Regions from separate parts of the Homo sapiens genome. Here region 2 is linked to region 1. A link is an interaction called in ENCODE POLR2A ChIA-PET data of the cell type or tissue named here. Cell type or tissue: Panc1. All regions are shown on one strand.

The links. Peaks named below come from ENCODE experiments on the same cell type or tissue, not always from the same donor. Only the 100,000 strongest peaks of a DNase experiment are listed, where the experiment ranks them.
Region 2: POLR2A ChIA-PET joins it to region 1 with 14 read pairs; 2 of 35 experiments call an interaction of 5 or more read pairs at or near these places.

What each region holds. Positions count from the first base shown.
Region 1 is chr2:69,343,495-69,345,994 of GRCh38, forward strand. GFPT1 (glutamine--fructose-6-phosphate transaminase 1) reads right to left here. Exons shown (of 20, transcript NM_001244710.2): 12 at 2,410-2,500. Among named protein-coding and RNA genes, the nearest start is that of GFPT1, 42 kb to the right of the region's middle. In Panc1, no CTCF peak of the experiment used is centred here; no DNase peak of the experiment used is centred here.
Region 2 is chr2:69,269,874-69,272,373 of GRCh38, forward strand. No RefSeq gene overlaps it. Among named protein-coding and RNA genes, the nearest start is that of GFPT1, 120 kb to the right of the region's middle. In Panc1, no CTCF peak of the experiment used is centred here; no DNase peak of the experiment used is centred here; H3K27ac peaks cover 958 bases.

The DNA of each region.
Region 1 (2,500 bases):
CCACCTCCCAGGTTCAAGCGATTCTCCAGCCTTGGCCTCCTTAGTAGCTGGGATTACAGGCCGCGAGCCACCACGCCCAGCTAATTTTTTTCTATTTTTAGTAGAGAGGGTTTCACCATGTTGGCTAGGCTCGTCTCGGACTCCTGACCTCAAGTAATCCACCCACCTTGGCCTCCCAAAGTGCTGGGATTACAGGTGTCAGCCACCACGCCCAGCCAGTCCACCTTCTTTTTTATCTTAGTTAGTTATACTATAAAACCAAGGTATGTGTTTTACTTTTTATCTTTTGAATAATTATATGTTCTCCGTTTTGAATTTCAATAATGAAAGAAGGTATGTTTCTCTATTTTAAAAAATTAGCAAGTAGAAAACAAAACCAAACAAAATAAAAAGTGTCACTAGCTTCCCAAATAATTTATAATCAAATCCGAACTACTTACTTTGGCCTTCAAGTCCCATAAGACCTGTCTCCTGCTTACTCTGACCTAGCACATCCCTTCTCACTCAGGCCACACCAGCCAGACTGGCCTTCTTGCTGTTACTGCACTAGACCAAGCCTGTTTGTGTACCTCTGCCTACAGTGTTTTCCACAGACCTTGGCATTAATTACAAATGTTTGAGAAGAAAGGAAACAGCAGTAAAAGGCTGGATCAGGGTCATGCAAAGGCAAAGACTCAATATAAAAGCAAAGCAAAAAAAAAAAAAAAAAAAAAAAGGCAGACCAACTACCAGAAAGACCTGTATTGCAGATGATGACAAAGAATGACATGGATGTAAGACAGTGAGATTAGCTGGCCACGGTTGTTTCCTTAAAATTAGTCCTAGAAATTTCTGGTGGCTGAGGATAGTTGGGATAGTTCTGAAAGAAGCTGCCCAAAGCTCTAAATTTGATGCTTTTGAGAAAAGCCTGATCCCTTTTGAGATGAGGTAAGCCATCACTACAGGCAAAAGAAAGAATGCCTGATGGACAGGGGAGGGGATGGAGAGCACTTAGAACAATGAATACATGGGGAGTAGTTTGGTTCAATAAATGACTAACAATGTGACCTTTGACAAACTGAAAGCCTCAATCTCCTCATCCTAACAACAAAAAAGATGACAGCTATCCTGTTTTATTACAGAACTTTTATGTACATAATACAGATATAAGTACTCTTTTTTATTTTTTTTTTTTGAGACAGGTCTTTCAACCAGGCTGCAGTGCAGTGGTGGAGTCAGAGCTCACTGCAGCCTCGATCTACAGGGCTCAAGCAATCCTCCCACCTCAGGCTCTTCAGTAGCCAGGGCTACAGGCACCCACCACCACACCCAGCTAATTTTTTAAAAATTTTTAGTAAAAAGGAGGTCAGACTGGTCTAGAATTCCTGAGCTCAAGCGATCCTCCCGCTTTGGGTTCCCAAAGCGCTGGGATTACAGGCATGAGCCACTGCACCCAGCCAAAAGTACTTTTTAAAACCGTGAACTTCCCAAAGTTTGTCTCATTTTCTTCCCTTATAAAACAAATCTTTTTCCTGACCTCATTTCCATAAATACCATAAAAGAATTTACTGCTACTCTCCCAGTTCTTCCAGCTCAACCATCTTCAACAACCACCTCTGTCTACAGAGGCAGATACAATTCCTCTGGTGGTACATGCCTGTAATCCCAGCTACTTGGGAGGCTGAGGCAGGAGAATCACTTGAACCCGGGAGGCAGCAGTTGCGGTGAGCCGAGATGGCACCACTGCACCCCAGCCTGGGCAACAATAGCAAAACTCCATCCTAAAAAAAAGAGTAGTGTTGTACTCTCACCTCTACCTTAAAAATGCAGGAGGGTACAGGTTATCCAAAGGCATCAGGCAAATAACTGAAAGACCTCTGGGGAAGTTCACACTTTTACTTATTTATACACTCAGAAAGGAAACCTAGGCCAGGCAGATACACATAAGCTGCCCAGCAACGGGACCAGGTCTTATTCTTCTTAGAATTCACAGTACCTAGGACAGTCCCTGGTACACAGTGGGTGACCTACACATAAAATTTACCATTTTAACTATGTTTAAATGTACAATTCAGTGGCATTAAGCACATTCACATTATTGTGCAACCATCACTACAATCCATTTCTGTAATTTCATCATCCCACAACTGAAACTCTGTACCCTTTAAACAGTGACTCCCCATTTCCCCTCCCCACAGCCCTTGGTAACCATTAATCTACTTTCTCTTTCTGTGAATCTGACTATTCTAGATATCTTATATAGGTAGAATCACACACTAAAGAACTTTTTCCAAGATGGCTGGGCTCCACTGATGGCTGGCAGCTGTAGTTGTTCTACAAGGCTATTAAGGGCAATGAACTTTCAGGTTGTTAATGGCACCTCCTACTGTCAGAGACACTGAAATAATAAAATAATTCATATGTAATTACCAGTATAGTCATCAAAGTTGACTCTTCCTCTCATTGTGTTCACGACAGACTCTGGCTGCTCAAATATTTCCTTCTGCATAAATGAACTGAA
Region 2 (2,500 bases), 74 kb before region 1:
AGGAGAATGGCATGAACCCGGGAGGCAGAGCTTGCAGTGAGCCGAGATAGCGCCGCTGCACTCCAGCCTGGGCGACAGAGCGAGACTCCCTCTCAAAAAAAAAAAAAAAAAAGAGTTCCTGTTATTCCATACCCATGTCAACATGCCAGACCCATTGATTTTTACCAATCTGTGGGTACATATTAACAATTCATTGTAGCTGTAGTTAAAATTTTCATTTCTCTGGTTTCTCATGAGTTGTACAATCTCTGAGTGATTGTTGGTTATCTGTGTACCCCTTCTATGCCACCATGCCTGTCAACTGTTCCACTCATTTTCCTGTTGGGTTGTTCGTCATTTTCATATCAATTTTTAAGGGAGCTTATATATTCTGGATACTAATCTTTTCACTGTTACAAGTGCTGCAAATATCTTCTCCTATTCTGTAATTTCTCTTTCCACTGTCTTTAAGATACTTCTGATAATGAAATCTCTTTATTTTAATGTAATCAAGTGTATTAATCTTTTCCCAGATGAATTGTGAGTTTTCTTTTTTAAAAATCATTTTCTACCCCAAGATTGCAAAGAAATTCTTCTATATTTTCTCCTAAAGTCTTTCTTACAATTCTAGATTGACAGTTATTTTCTCTCATAGTATTGAAGATTTTATTCCATTGTCTACTGAATACCATTTTGCTGTGGAAAAGTGAACTGTGGGTACTGTAGTTCCTTTGTATTAATCCATCTTTACTCTCTGGTTATTTTTAGACCTTTCCATGATTTTAGTGTTCTTCGGTTTCACTATGAAGGATGAATATGTTTGTAGTGTTATAAATTCATCGGGCTACCTGAATCTGAAGTATGCATAAATGTTTCACCAATTAAGAAAAATTCTCAGTCATTATCAATTCAAAAATTGCTGATCCTCTCTTTTCCTTCTAGAACTCCAATCAGATATATGTTAGACCTTCACACTTCATCATCCATGTCTCTTAACCTTTCATATTTCTACTCTTTGCCTCTCTGCATGCATTCTGGAAAATTTCTGCAGCTCTATATTCCTATTCATTGATTTATCCCCTCTAATTAGCTTTCTCTTTGAGCCATCATGACAGCTCATGTCCCAAAGTGAGACTGTGCTGAGGCAGAGGGAGGAGAAAGACAGCCTGAATTTAAAGGAGGCAGAATCAATGAAGCTGGGGAATGACGTTGTGGACTGAGTGAGCTATGTGAGGGACAATGTCCAATGATGGGGTGCAGGCAGATGCACCCACCAATAGCTGGTGCTCATCAGTGTCATCAAAATCACAAAGATATGTTGACTACAAACAGTAGATTAACAGAAGCTCTTGGAGAAACAATACTCTGTACAATAGAGTGGCCTGAGCAAGCATAACAGTCCAAGCTGCCCGGTTTCATATATTAACTTCAAGTTGGGAAAAGAAAGAGCAAATAAATCAGCTGAAATTTAATGTGAGCTCATTTGATGTATTAAGGTTTGTTAAAATTCTACCAACATATAGTGGTATAAATCCTCTAGAACTGTGCTGTTCAATGCAATAATCACTAGCCACATGTGACTACTCTAGTGAAATTATATAAAATGTAAAATTCAGTTCCCAGTCACACTAGCCACATTTTGAGTTCTCAGTAGCCACATGTGGCTAATAGCTAATGACTACTGTATTACACAGCATGGATATAGAACACTTTGATCTTTGCAGGAAATTCTAGAATTCTGCAGAAAAGATTGAGCATCACTGCTATAGAAGCTGAAGAGCTCATTATTGATGAAGACAGTTGAATTTTTTATTTTGTAGTCTTTGACTCATAGGAAAAAAAATCAGGCAAAACACAAGAAATAGCCTCATAACATGAGAAATAGCCTCAATAAAACCCAGACATTCCACTTCCTGCTGGGTTCAATACCCGGAGAGTGCCTTGTGCCAAATTGGGAGAGATTCCTCAAAAAACGGGAGTAGAAAGAGCATAGGGATTGTTGCAAACATTGTGGAGAAGCTCCTGAAATTCCTCCGTCCTCTGACTTTGACTTTGTGGTTGACCTGCATTTTCCACCACCCTCCATCCCATCTCTGCACTGTGGAAAATATTGTTCATATTTCATTCATTAAACAGAATGGTTTGGCAAGAATAAGGCTTGACCAAGACAAACTTTTAATAATAAAGCCTGTAATAGAATCCAAGGAAGTGAGGAAATTGACCTAAACATCCAAATAAGGAACTCAAGGAGTTAGAGCTTTGAGTTATAAACGGGAAGGGAACTGTGAGACACTGAACTTGCAGGGCCTGTAATCCCTTCATGTCGGAGTTGACCAAGGCTGATTGCTCAATGCCAAGGTGAAGTTAACACTGTCTGCAATCTCCAATGGATATCCTAAATAAACTCAAGTAGACTCTGAAGAAGTGCAGAGTTTGATACCGTTTATGCAACATTTAAAAGCATGCAACACAGTCTAGAAAATGTTATTATGCAAAACAATACCAGAGATTGTTTTTTAAT